Linked DNA regions of Homo sapiens: regions 2 and 3 are each linked to region 1. Evidence: chromatin loops called from intact Hi-C (ENCODE). Cell type or tissue: heart left ventricle. All regions are shown on one strand.

The links. Hi-C counts contacts between places; a loop is a spot of excess contacts. Peaks named below come from ENCODE experiments on the same cell type or tissue, not always from the same donor. Only the 100,000 strongest peaks of a DNase experiment are listed, where the experiment ranks them.
Region 2: a loop joins it to region 1, with 2.4 times the contacts of the local background. A loop is called at or near these places in 8 of 110 quality-filtered maps.
Region 3: a loop joins it to region 1, with 2.1 times the contacts of the local background. A loop is called at or near these places in 14 of 110 quality-filtered maps.

Annotation. Positions count from the first base shown.
Region 1 is chr6:129,129,373-129,134,372 of GRCh38, forward strand. The region is part of intron 4 of LAMA2 (laminin subunit alpha 2); the gene reads left to right. Among named protein-coding and RNA genes, the nearest start is that of LAMA2, 250 kb to the left of the region's middle. In heart left ventricle, no CTCF peak of the experiment used is centred here; a DNase peak (open chromatin) is centred at 2,099; H3K4me3 peaks cover 157 bases; H3K27ac peaks cover 4,769 bases.
Region 2 is chr6:128,892,261-128,897,260 of GRCh38, forward strand. The region is part of intron 1 of LAMA2 (laminin subunit alpha 2); the gene reads left to right. Among named protein-coding and RNA genes, the nearest start is that of LAMA2, 12 kb to the left of the region's middle. In heart left ventricle, no CTCF peak of the experiment used is centred here; no DNase peak of the experiment used is centred here; H3K4me3 peaks cover 1,387 bases; H3K27ac peaks cover 984 bases.
Region 3 is chr6:129,242,251-129,247,250 of GRCh38, forward strand. All of the region lies in intron 12 of LAMA2 (laminin subunit alpha 2), which reads left to right. Among named protein-coding and RNA genes, the nearest start is that of LAMA2, 360 kb to the left of the region's middle. In heart left ventricle, no CTCF peak of the experiment used is centred here; no DNase peak of the experiment used is centred here; H3K27ac peaks cover 735 bases.

The DNA of each region.
Region 1 (5,000 bases):
TTGTATTTTTACTTGAAGGAAAAGCAGCATTGCTGGTAGTGCACATGTGCTTCTGTACATACAGATTGTACACATTGAGGATGATGTTTATGCCATAAGAGAATCATTTCCTCTCTTTTTATCAGGGCCATTACATCATTTCTCAAATAGACCACTGTTAGGAAGTAGGGATATATAAGTATAAGGGAGGAGACTCAAGTAAAACCAGAGTGGTGCATATCCTACAAATTGAGAATAAGGCATATTTTATCTTTTAAAATAACATATTTTGGCCGGGCGCGGTGGCTCACGCCTGTAATCCCAGCACTTTGGGAGGCCGAGGCGGGCGGATCACGAGGTCAGGAGATCGAGACCATCCCGGCTAAAACGGTGAAACCCCGTCTCTACTAAAAATACAAAAAATTAGCCAGGCGTAGTGGCGGGCGCCTGTAGTCCCAGCTACTTGGGAGGCTGAGGCAGGAGAATGGCGTGAACCCGGGAGGCGGAGCTTGCAGTGAGCCGAGATCCCGCCACTGCACTCCAGCCTGGGCGACAGAGCGAGATTCCGTCTCAAAAAAAAAAAAAAAAAAAATAACATATTTTAGAGACTCAGTAAAATAATTTTAAAGGGGCAGAAGTACAGATGTAGCTGTTAGGAGGAAGCATTATTTCAGCTACAGCACATTATTGGAGGATAGGAAGAGCATATGGTATTCCAGTGAAAGAGCTTAATTATAATAGAGCAGAAAGGATTAGAAACAGAAAAGAAGGTGGATTATCAGGAATAAAGTCAAAGAAGGGACTGAATATTGATCAGATTTTCAGAAAAACCTGCAAACAAACCCCACCACATACTAGCACTAGTCATAGGACTGAGATTTGTCAAAGCTAGCTCTCTTCTGGTGCACTCTGGTTCACTGTGAATATAAGTGGGCCATAGAGTGTGACCATTGTGGTCTCTGGCCCTAGGCCATGGAGTGAGATAATTGAGACAAGAGAAGTCTGTATATCATCTCTCCACATAAGCAATAGAGCTGATTGGGCTGCCTGTAAACAAGATTTTAGAGACTCACTTTTCTTTTTCTTAAAAGACTGCCACACTTAGCCATCTGATATGGAATGGCATCTCCTCTTAATGAGCCTGTGTCTTTATTTGCACCTTATCAAACTGGGAGATACTGAAGATGGCAGTGATGCTGATAGTGGTGAGACATGGAAGATGTAGAGGAAACCTACAAAGAAGCCTGAGATAGGAGAGAAAGGGTAATTTTTAGAAGTAGATTGGGAGAACTGCATTCTGGGCAATAAATATTCACTGGACTTACAGCGTATTCCTTTTTTTAAGGAACCAAGTTCACAGTTGTTAGAACTACAAGAGCACAACATTACATAATCATGACATCAAATAAGCATAAAAATAATGCTTATTTTTAATTTTTACAGGTGCCATTTTATAAACTATCTCTATAAAGAGATTAATGTTAGCTTCTTGTTTTGGAAATAAGATAATGGGAGGGAAGGATAAATGAAACAGTTTTGTTGCCATCTCTCATTGTGAGCCAGTTTAGAAATGAAAACAAACAAACAAAACAACTCTTAAGCCCAACAGCAACATTCATTATAATTTTCCTAATTACACTCCCTTTTCTTTTTGCTAAGAAAGAACGGTTGTATTTTTGTCCTTAATAGAAAAGGGAACAGTGCCTAAACAACCTATTATAAATTCTTCTGGGAAAGCATATTACAAATAATTGAAAACAACCCTGATTCTGTGAACTTGGCAGCAAATGTATAAAAGAAAGCAATTCAGCCCTGGCCCCTGGATGATTGATTAAATGTTTTATTCTTTTTACCTTTCATTCATGCTGTGTTTGTCAAGAGGAAAGAGAAAAGGAATGTTGTGAAATGAAGTCCACTTTAGACAAATAACTTACAATAATGATCAGTGACTTCTCATCAGCTGTTTATTCATTTTTCTTGAGTTGTAATATTTCTTAATATTAGCTATCCTGCATGGACCCGACAGAAAATAAGGTCCTGAGTTTTAGCTTGTCCCCAACTCCCTGCCAGCTAACCATCAACACAAGCTGTATCTGAGCTTCTTTGAGGGCATGGCCCTGCAGCTCCCTGTGGTCAGTTATTAGTCTGAGTCCAGCAAAGGAACAAGAACACTGTGTGCTTGCTAAATCTACAGAAAACTTCATCTTCTGGTTGTGTGGGAGGAGAGGTCCCTTTGTGTACTCTGTTTCTTTGAAGGAACTAGGGATCTGTTGGTGCTGTACAGATGTCGAGGTGCACAGAGCCAACATCCTACAAAACTAGTAAATAGATGATTAGGATCCAACTCTGTACAGAATAATGGTAGGAACCTAAACCTTGGGGTACTGTTTACTTGTATCAAAATTGTTGTTGTCCTATAAGCCATGTAAAATTAACTACAAATCTCCTCAATGAAACACTTTCTTAGAACTTTGATATTTTTAAATGATATCTCACCATCTGTGTACATCACAATGTTGAGCTACAAATGTGGTGGCTCTAACAAAATTTTAAGTATGAAGTCAGATGTATAGAGGATCCCTTCTCCATCACGTTCTTCTGTTTTTCATTTCCCGCTTCTCACAAACTACTCCCCAGATGTCAATAATTCTACAATCTCCTCTTCCTACAACCTTCGTGTTGGTCCTTAGTCGTCTACTCTGATCTCAACCGCAAAAGTCAGGGGATGAGACTATAGGCCATCCCCAGAGCAACAGCCTCAGCACCTCAGCACAGATCTGGAGGGGATTTGAGCTAGAAAGAACTCTGACCTTACTCTTTTTTTTTTTTTTTTGAGACAGAGTCTCGCTCTGTCACCCAGGCTGGAGTGCAGTGGCACAATCTCGGCTCACTGCAAGCTCCACCTCCCGGGTTCATGCCATTCTCCCACCTCAGCCTCCTGAGTAGCTAGGACTACAGGCGCCCGCCACCACGCCTGGCTAATTTTTTGTATTTTTAGTAGAGACGGGGTTTCACTGTGTTAGCCAGGATGGTCTCGATCTCCTGACCTCGTGATCGGCCCGCCTCGGCCTCCCAAAGTGCTGGGATTACAGGCGTGAGCCACCGCACCAGCCTCTGACCTTACTCTTAATTGCTTGCATGAAAATTGGATATGGATAAGAATGCAAACCCAAGAACATGTCCTGCTTTCCTTGATGCACATTCTCCTATTGATGTTCAGTGACCTTAGCATTTCCAGAAGCACCTCTTTATTGTGGATGGAAACTTACTTATTCATGTTGTCTCAGGCTGTCCAGGTTGGTAACAGGTAACTGCTATAAAGGGTGGAGCACATCCTGCTAAATGGAGAGATCCAGTGTCATTTACATTTTTTTTAACTCTTTCAAGGGTAATGGCAACTAACAATAGTTTCTCCTGTGTGCTAGATATTGTTCTAATCATTTTACATAAATTATTTCTTTTAATCCACCAAACAGCACTATAAGATAGATATTATTTTTATTTACCTTTGTTAGAGAAAACTGAGGTATAGAGAGATTAAGTAAATTGTCTAAATTCACACAGATAGTAAGTGGAGGAGCCAGAATTTGAACACAAGCAATTTGTCTCCAACAAATTTGATCTTAAACTATGGTTAACTCTCTGAACACACACACAAACACACATACGTACATGCAATCACACAAAGTATCAGGCACATGGGGATAGACAATATTAGAAAAGCATATACATACAAACATCCTTACAGTTGTACACATAGACTCAGGTTTATAAACCCACTGAAGTGAAGACTCATCATTTATGAAAATATACAATTTTGTTCTGCAAAATAATTTAATTTTTTAAAATTCCTTGTGCAATGAGAAAAGATCAGAGAGGCCTACAGTTTCCTTTTACAGAGCTAGGCCAGGGGCTGTATTTAGAGTAATTGAACACATGATTTTACTTGAATGCGGAGAAACTTGACCAACTGTGAATATGCAATTTCACTCTACAGATGAAATAAAATTAAACGGGGCAAAAGTAAAGAAGAATGGAGACTAGGTAAAGTGATGGAAAGAGACACCAAAAAATTAGTCATGTGAAAGCAAAACTAAGAGGAGAGGGAAAGGTGGCAAAAGAAGGGAACATTCAGAGAATGTTGATATATTGAGAGGTGAGAATAGGGAGTTGGTAGGCAAGTGTCAGAGTGTGGGAGGATGGTGACAGTCACTAGGAACTCCAGTTTGCATACACACAATGTTAAGAACATTAGAAATTAGCTAGCCAATGGAATGCTCAGTCTTGAAGAGCTTGTGTCTCTGCTTAAACTCCTGTATGCATTAGTATGATTCCATAAATTTAAAGTCTCTGACATCTTGAGTTTTAAGCTTTCTGAACATTAAATCAGTGGAGGCTGCTAGTAGCTATCCTGAAATGCTGCTTCTATACATATGAGTAAAAATCCAAATTAATGTATTTATACAGCTTTTCATTTGTGTACTCGTAAAATACACACACACACAGAGACAATTCAACACACACACACACACGCGCACACACAATTCAACTTTTCTCTGAAGAACCTTTGAGTCAGAGAATGAGAATGAAGGAGACTGAATTTCTCTTTTAAGTTCCTGTCTAGGTTTTGTTCCAATCTAATGACACAGGATCTGGCACTGTATTTAGACCTCCTGCTCCAAGATTTTATTTTTATTTTAAACAAGTGTTCCCACACGGGGACTGAAAACAAAACAGGAAAATGTTGCTTAAGTTTTCCTTTGAGCTGCTGTTATCTGACTTTCAAGTGTACTGATTGTTCCGTCTCACCAATGTAGGTCATTGTACTCTCAGTTACTTTGTTTTCTATCGGAACTTTCTCTAGCAGCTCTCCACATTAAGGGAGATCATGTTATTTCACATATTTATTTTTGTTATTAACATATTTTCTTCATCTCCCTATAATTTGAGGTTTTAGCACTTTCTTCTTTGTAGAATTTACCATAAAGCATACGTATTTTTGAAAACTAGGGAATAGCTTT
Region 2 (5,000 bases), 240 kb before region 1:
CAGTAACAGAGATAAGAAGAAACACAAGTTCCTATAATTAGCTAACAGTTATGTTAGTAGCTCTGTGTGAGAAGTGATTTAAAACAGGCAACATGATGGAAATTTTTGCAATAATTTGTAGTTATTCATACTTCAAATGTGGTACAATAAACGTTTTTTCTAGGAATCTCATTGTTGAATATGTATTTATTTTGTTGATAAACTATTTTTTAAAAACTTCTTTAATACTTATAATATGTTTAGATAAATATATGGCATATAGTAAGCACTTCATAAAGGTTAGTTATTATTCTTAGTCTATGAAGTATATGTTTTCATTGACATCTGCTTGGGTAGAGATGACAATGTGGCGTGTTTGACACACAATGTAAGTTAATTTCAGCATGGCCTTCAGTGGAAAGTCTAATTGGATTGCAGAAAATCTCTCAATATAGATTGTCTTTATTTGGACTCTCCCTAATTACTATAGTAAAAAAAATTCTTGGAATACATTATTTAATACAACTCTGGATAGGGAGGATTCTTAGTGTGTCTACTTGTGTATTAAATTTTTAGTGTGTCTATTTTGTATTAAATCTACTATTAAAAAAACCACCAAAAAACAAAACCAAAAAACCTACTTCAGAAAATCATATAGTACTCTAACAAATCTCTAGAGAAAACTGCTTTTCTAAACTTGGGAACGCTGGATTTTGAAAATATTTCAGACAAAACACTTCTTAAAGGCCCGTTTACCATCAAAAAGTTTCAATCTTGCCTAACACATAATGTGCAAATATTCATTTTTTCATTCTGATACATTAGAAAAGTCACTGGATTTGTAATTGGAATTCCAAAATATAAATTTTCCCTCTAGCTCTTCCTAAAGAGATTACCTTAAACATGGATAAGTCACTTAACTATTCTGAAATTCAATTTTCCATCTAAAAAATGACAATGTAATGTTCGAATCTATTTCATGGGGTTGTTATAAGGGTTAAATAAGGCAGACCATACAAATACCATTATTAATACTATTTGTTATTATAATAAATGACAGAGTTGGTCTTAGGCATCATTGGTTATGAAGTTTTGCTCCACCCCCTTTCTTTGTTTTTTTTCCCCAGTGGCTCCTAACCATTTGTTATTAATTAATAATGTTATGTATTAATATACATATATGTATTAATAATGTTGTTAATAATGTTATGTATTAATATACTTAGTTCTCCTGTTTTCAAGGACCCATGACACATAGCTTTCAAACATGGCACAAATTATTTGTTTAGTAAACATATACATACTACTGCATAAGAAGAAAATATGGTATCTGAAAGTGTACATCAGCTTCCTACAAACAAGTAGCAAAGAGTAAGTATTCAGTGAAATTATAAAACTATCATAAAAATAGCCTAAGGGCTCTGAAACATTCTATGTCAAGATTCCTTTTTATCCTCTTAAAAATAATTGAAACTTTGATTTATGGTATATCTACTATTTGATTGTATTAAAATTAAAATTGGGAAATTTAAAAATGTTTACTAATTAATTTAAAATACCAGTAATAAAACAATTACATGTTGACAAAAAGAACATAACTTTATGAAAAATAATTTTATATCCAAAATAAAACTCTTCAATGTCTGGCTTAATAGAAGAGAACTGGATTCTCATTTCTGCCTCTGCGTTCAAATTATTACATGTTATTTTAGTTTAAATTATTTTGGTTTAAGCATATTAAGAAATATATAACAACAAACATAGATAAGCTATTGGAAAAAAGAGGAGTCTGTCAGTGCCTTTTAAGATAGCTGTAAATATTCTTTGATTCTATACCAAAACTCAGTAAGTGGTAGTTTTCAAAAGATTGGCTGCAGTGTGGTATCTGAAACTGCATCAACGATATTTTTGTACGCTTTTATATTAAAATCTACGGATCTATCTTACACCTGGAAAGAATTTTACCCATGTGTGATGTTATAGTATCATTCATAGATCATTTGGAAGATACTGATTTACTAGTTATGCAGATCAGCCACAACTTGACAGATTTTCTTATAAAATATTTTAATTACATTTTTTATGACTATTGATCTCACCAGAAAAGTCCCTAAATATTAGAAGCTGTTAATCTCACAATGGTAGAGACAAATTTTTCAGAATTTTTATTTTCATTTGTAAGTTTCTGTAGTTATTGACAAATTTTGTTATTTTTCTTGAAATAGTTACTTTATTCATTCTTAAGAAAATGTTTATCAAACAAATGAGTCTTAAAAACCATAGTTAGATCCTTTTTGTAGTACATAGGGTATTCCACGAAAAAAGTGGCTAGTTTAGCTTGCAGCTGAAAACAACTGTACAAATGCTTTTCCTCAAATCAACCATCATGCTTCAGTATACAGTTGATGTTAAAAAGATGTACCCAAGATTTAATAAATTTAATCATTGTTACTACTTCATCAAGTACATTCATCTGTGAAACTAGTTGTTTTTTTCTTCTGGGAGTGTGTGGTGGTGAAAACTAAACTGACCACTAGCATGGTTTAGTACCCCTGCCTTGATTTGTGCTAATGTACCATCAGTGTTTCCCACCACTATTGCTTTTGCACCATCAGTGCACATGTCAACACAATGAAAAGGCAGATAATAATTAAATCTTGTTACTAAAAGGATTTTTGAACTTGTGTACCTATGGATAATGTATTGTGGACTCCCAGGGATTCACAGATCTTTCTTTGAGCTCTACAGGGTTGGACTACAGTTAAGTTCCTCACTGCCTGCCTCTTCACCAATTCTACAAAATCTATAGCCATATGAAGGTAAATTTTGCAATCAGAAAAAGCCAAAACCACTTCAGTTTTTACCTCAGGTCTAGTCTAGGAGAGTGATACCATTTCTTTTTAAGGGGGAAGAAATCCAGAAAAGCTTCTTCTGTGGAAAAAGCAGGAAGTGTTAAAACCAGCCAGACATACATATAGAAATCAAAATCTCTGCCATATCATCTGCCCTTCTTAATTTCCTTTCACTTGCCCAAACTATAGTAGAGATAGTGTACTTACCCACAGTTGGACATATGATGTTATTCCTAATAGACTTAAAAAGTGAACTCATGGCGGGGCGCGGTGGCTCACGCCTGTAATCCCAGCACTTTGGGAGGCCGGGGCGGGTGGATCACGAGGTCAGGAGATCGAGACCATCCTGGCTAACATGGTGAAACCCTGTCTCTACTAAAAAAAAAAAAAAAAAAAAAAAGCAAAAATTAGCCGGGCGTGGTGGCGGGCGCTTGTAGTGCCAGGTACTCTGGAGGCTGAGGCAGGAGAATGGCGTGAATCCGGGAGGAGGAGCTTGCAGTGAGCCGAGATTGCGCCACTGCACTCCAGCTTGGGCAACAGAGCGAGACTCCGTGAACTCATGAGCAAGGTTTAGTACAAAGGAAACATACTAATATCTGTAATTCTGAATATTAGCAGAAGAGATTTTTATTCCTTGCTGAGCTCCTGAACTCACATCAGGAGGGGTCCTTTGTTCTTTTCATAGAAAGAATTCCTGTTGGAAGCACTGGATATCGTATTTCTCAAAATATGGAATTTCCTTCATTTATTTCTAGCCTTTGAAGTTTTGTGATTTCTAAAGCATTTAAAAGGTTTTGTAATGTTGAGAACCTAAAACGTGATTCTTTTCTCTGTGCCCATCTCATACCATTGTATGTGTGTCATATGATGGATCTGGTTTCTTTTTCTTATTTGTTGGGAGATGTCCAGAGACTCAAGGATCTATCCTTTGACCAAATTTTTCACTCTTCAAGGGCCTCATACTGCTCTGATTTCAGATGTATAGATATATTGCTTATCAAACACTGATGGGTCTGAACATGAGTGGTAGTAAGATATTTCCAGATTAAGTAGACAAATTGTGCAGAACTTTTTAGTATCACTATTTAAATGACTAAATTTTTGAGGTTTATGTGTATCCAGCCCAATATGTCCTCTCCTTATCTAGTATAATTTATCTTTAAAAATTAGACTGGCTTGGCATATGTCAGATTTTGTATTTAACAGACTTTTTATATATTTCTTTGTTAGGAGGTGTTCAATGTTAGACAAAGTGAACAGATTACTTTGGAATCCATGTCCTGGTCCTGCTGAATAACATGTCCTCACCCTCCTTCCATTTTTTTTTTTTTCTGCCATACACATTCCAGTAACACTGAAAGAGTTAATTGATGTGTCCCATCTTTATTGCTTTTGTAAATAGCTATAGATACACTTTATATGTAGATAATGGTATGTTTTAAAATTCTGCAAAAATAGCTTTTCAATTCTCTTTATTCTCTTTCTCAAGCTTTGATAAAATATTTTTCATTCAACTTTTAGGGACTGATTTTCTCCATAGAGTTCCTGATGTGGTGCTACTGGAGTGATGCTGAGAAAACATTATTCTAAATGTTTTTTAGAAACATTTTTTAGAAAACATCATTCACCCAGAATCTGAAATTTTATCTTTATTTATTTATTCCTTTGGATAAAACATTGCCCTCACAGGCTATTCTTTTCTAAAATGTTTGCTGTGCTGTTATTATTCACTTTAATGGAAATTAATTTATCTGCTGACCTCCTTTTTGACAGTTTAGGACTGTATTAAGTTTTCAGATCTGCTCGGTGAGAAATAGTGAAATAAAACTAGTTAACATCTATGGAATACCTAACTATGGGCCAGCACTGCTGTAAGCATGTCTCATGCCTTAATTTATCAAAGGTAGATGCTATTAATCTCATTTAACAGAAGAGAAAACTGAAATGCAAAATGTTAAGTAACTTTCCAAAAGTAAAACAACCAGTGAACTGGTAGAGACCAAGATTTGGACCTAGGTAGTTCTACTTTGTGGCCCATTCACCTACCCATGGCAGCGTGTGACCTCAACCCTGAAAGAGTACAAATTAGTAAGTAAAGGGCTTCCTTTAGTGACATACTTCAGAGGTGATTTTATTTCCCTTTTTTGTGAGATTTCCTATGAAAAGATT
Region 3 (5,000 bases), 110 kb after region 1:
AAATCTTTAAGCAGTAAGTGAAAGGTTAACTACAATTCTCATTTAAAAAGAAAATTGCATTGCTGATATCTCTTTGTTACATAAATTTTCCACAAGGATTATACATTTTCTTTTTATTCATTTGTTATCTATTTGACAATAGCAAGCCTGTTTCTCTTTAGCTTAAAGGAACTTGGATTAAAATTTTTTCTGTTATTTTAATCAGCATTGATGTTGTATATTATGAGCGTGTGGCTTTTTGTTTTCTTGGCAGAGACCTTGAAAAAATTTTGAACCCTAGTCAATAAGAAATCTCTGTATTAATATAAAACTATAACTTATGGTTTATTTGATTAGATCAATGTTTAATTATGGATAACATGTATTTTTTGCACTGAATATTTACACACAAATTAATCTAGCCCATAGTAAAAGTGCTAATGGAATGTTTCATCCAAACATAAGTTAGTAAATGGAAAACAAACAGCTGTTGCAAAGACCCTGTTTTTGGGTCTGGGCCTAACAGCACGAAGCACTTCAGAGAATTTCACCACTACCATTTACTCACATCTGTTGAGATTGTACTATTTCAACTCAAGATTTGATCAGTGTATGTCATAAAGTAACAAGTAGTACGCTAAGTCAGAAAACTTAAAGGAAACATTAAATACTCATTTCCTATATGGAATGTTGCCTTTCTAAGCACATCATCTTCTTCTATGTGATGTTTTGCAAATCTATTCATAGGAGATTTATATTTTCAAGTGTGCTCAAATGGATCTGTGTTGGGGAAAGATACGTGAAATAAGAAAATAAAAGCTAATCCATTTGTTTTAAAATTTTGTCTGCCTACCACATTTTGTTGGACTTCTTGTTATATGAGAACTCCTAATTGTCTGGTTTTCAATTGCAGCCAAAAGCATTCTTACCTGATCAAACTCTTCAAATTCTATTTACTTTGAATTATAGCTGAGTACATGGAAAGTATAATTGGGCCTTACTTTGTTACACAGCAGACAAAACATATGCTCAAGATAGGTCAGTGCTATTCCAGTGAATAAACATTTTAACAAAAATTTGTATGAGAAATTCATGTTGGCCTCTCATTCCTCTCTATATGCCTTTCACAGTTACTCTTTTTCCCCTTGCCAATCAAAACACTATAATGAATATCTCTTGGCCTTAACGATAAGAAACACTGTATATAAATATTGTCTAGGCTGTATTTTATGAGAATGTGGAGTTATATGAAATGTAGGAAGAAAAAATATGAGTGAGTAATCCTGTGAGCAGTGGACGGGCTGAGCTTCTAGGACACTGATAAGCAATCAGTGTTAGTTACACTTGAGGCAGTATCTCTGGTGGTCTGTTCCAGAACTATGTCCTTGACTCTGTCACATTCATACTTTTCATCACTACTTTTTATACTTCTGCAATTTAGGTCACCCAATACAGGTTATCTTATCAGGTTAAACTGATTGTAGTGGTCACATTGAAAAAGAAAAAAAAAATCCCAAATTCAGGACTTTTCCCAACCAGTTCTAATTAATGCACGTGTGAAAGGACATAGTTATTGTGAAAAGAAATGCTATCAAAACAGTCTAATGGCTACAAGAAGAAAAAGAAAAGAAGAAGAAGAAGGAGGAGGAAGAGGAGAAGGAGATGAAGAAGAAAGCTAAGGAGAAGATGGGTAACAGGAAAAAAAGAGGGCAGGAAAAGCAGATAGGAAGGAAAAAAAAGGTGGAAGAGAGAAATGAATGCAGGCAGGCAGGATGTTTTCCTCGAGGTTTTTTATTTATATCCCCTGGACTGCATAACTCAGTTTATTCCCTTCTAAACCAACTTTTCTAGAATGTGTTGTCTCTGTTCGACACCTACAACTCTGGTTCATTTTCTATGCATTAAGGATGATGTAACTTTAAAACCTCTCATGTAAATTCTGCCTGTTTTCTAATTCTACAATCCTCTTGTTTATGTTCTATTCTAATAATTATCGAGCTTTTAAAGAAGAGAAATCTGTTCTTAACTCAAATTTATACATACACTGAAGGAAATAACAAAACCTTGAAGTAAAACACTGTTTCTATGATAAAAGAGAGCTCTACAAATAGATGCATGAATAAACACTTCTATGGGAGGGATACCTTTTCAGAGTTTAAGGCTCGCGGGCTTTGGGATCTAAGAAGATGAATCGCTTGCCCTGTTTGTGATCCTAAATGGAAATTGACAGATATGTTTAATTTATCCTGCTCAGTATTATAAAGCCTTTTTCTCATTTGATTTTTGTGTATCCCTCCTGAAATATTTGCTCTGGTAAGCAAAAGCAAATATTAGGTTTTACACTCCATTTAGTGAAATAACAGTGATGATAATCTGACATCAGAGAACCAAATGTTCCAGGCTTATTTCATGAAAAGGATTTCCTCTCCAGAAACATTATCCTCAATAGGTTATCCCATCCTTCATTCCTCAATTCATATTTCTTGAGATTGAGAGGGAAAAAAAAAGAGGCCAGACCACAAGTAGCCTACTGCTAAATTCTTTTATGAAGCTTAGTTTTATGAATTACCTTTTAGCCTTCTCCAGTCATGTGGGAAAACTTTCCTGCCTCATTAAATCTTTAATGCAATGTGCACCATGCACACTGTATTGTTATTTGTGACATTAGGTTATATATTGCATAGTAACTATAATATTACTTGCAAACAAGCTGGTTTTTCCCCCTGAAGGTAGAATTAAAACAGGTACTCATGGGAAACAGCTACTTGTGTTCTTCTTTTCTTAATGGGGTGAAGCTGAAGAACAGGAAAGTGAATGGCTTAGCCTAGAACCATCTCCAGGAATGGAGGTAAATTTTTTCCTGCAGTGCCTTCTCAATTTGATATCTGAATCTCCCTGAAGAGAATTTGCCTTAGTAGATATGGAGAAAGAGGGAAAAGGCCAAGCCTTTGGAGACCCTTATGAAATGGAATGAACCGCTCTCACTAAATTCACTTTCTCTTTGTATTGAAAAGAGATATAATTTTCATCCCTAGTAAATATAGTCGAATCCATCCAGTAATATAAGAATTGCCTCAAAGTGAACTAAAATTGCACTTACTCCTACCTGTGGAAAACCATATTTCTCTAGCCAAGAGAACAATGACAGATTAGTTCCTAAATAGCAGGAGAAAATGAAATGTTCTATTGGCTGAACACACAGTGCTCTGTAAAATCAGAGAAATCAATATTGTCCCCAAAATGAACTAATTTGAAAGTCTCAAAGATGTTCAATTTTATGAAAGACTCGTAAAATTAATAAATGAGTCTGCAAAGTCCAAAAATGTGGAAAATTACAGTTATTTGCAGTACGTATAACTTACCAAGACCACTTATATTTTGTTAGAATTTTTCAATGAATGTTAATGGATGAATTTTTTTATATAGAGTTCTCCCTGTTTGGAATCTTTTAGTTCCCTTATTTACTGTGGTTGCCACTGACTCTGCATCAGGCTTTGGAAATATCACTAAAAAACTGTTTTTTCTTTAGTCTTCTTACTAGTCAAATATCAGCTAAACAAACAAAGAAAATAAGTGTTTGAATGGTCAGAGAACTATAAGAATGAGAATTCTGGCAGGAAAATTCATTTTTAAAAATCCAAGTAACAGAATGGATAAATATAAAAAGAGGCTAGATCAGACATACCCAGACATTCTCAGTTCAGAATGTTCATAGCGTATTCATAATTTTTTCATAGTGCCTCCTTGACCAACAGAAATAAGCCACAGTTCTATTTCTTAAGTAGTTAGTGCCAAACAACTTAATAAATATTCATGTTTTAACAACCTAGCAATTGTTTAAAAAGAAAATGGACAGAAAATAATAATTTTTTTCATAAATAACCAGAATCACTTACTGATGGGATGTGGTACCTTTGGGGTAGTATATACCTTCTCAAACTTGAGTATCAGATTGGATAATGCTATCCTTATTTCCTTTTCCACATTGACTTTTGTGCAGTTCTTGCTTTTAATTACAGTCTCTTCTGAAAACCTTTCTTAATAAAGATATAAAGTGGCCTAAAGTACAAGTAAGCAGAAACATGGCTCAAAATGTTGAGAACATTCTTAAGTGGAATATAGCATGTTCTAAGGTTTCAACTTGTGAACCACCTTGAATTAGTTATTGCAGTGCCCAACAGATATTTAGTATTGCTGTGTGTCCTTCAAATGTTTACAATATTCCACTGTGCCTTTGTGAGTTCACTGCAGCACCCTGGGGCACCTCTACACACAGTTTGTGAACACAGGGGTAGATAGATCCTAGAGGCATTGAAACTACACGGAAACTTGAATGACGTTAGGGATCCCAGAGCCACTGGGGAATCTTCATTAGGGAAGTGCAACAACATATGAAATAGCTCATTAAACTTTCCCTATCAAAAAAACTGAAGTCAGAGAGATGAATTCAGATGCTTGATGAGAACCTACTTGGTAATGGATTTGAAGGAGAGAGTAAACGTTAGGATACTGAAGGGATTCTAAGAGAGTGCAGAAGCGAGGGCAAGGAGGCACAAAACGAAGGCGGCACCTGGAACATGGAGGAGTGGACAGATGGAGAAGAGGCAGAGAATTCTTTATCTAAAGCAAGAGGAAAGGGCAACGTATACTCAGAATATTCTCAAAGCTTTTTCCCTGAATAATAGCATCCTTCAGAAAAGAAGTCTTGTAACTGACTCATTGCAAAGTCTCTTACACAATGGTATGTACTCTTTGGGGAAGACACAACTGGAAACAACACCAGGAAAAGCTTGATTTTACAGCTTATGGAAAGATTGTGGAGTTGAAGGAAAAATAGAAGGAAAGAAATTTTAAAAAGAATAAGTTAATATTCCTAGGGGTGCATCCTCTAAATTGCAGAGTGATATCTTAAGCAATCCTTTTAAGAATTACTTAAGAGCCTGAGCGTGGTGGCTCACACCTGTAATCCCAGCACTTTGGGAGACGGAGGTGAGTAGATTGCTTGAGGTTAGGAGTTCAAG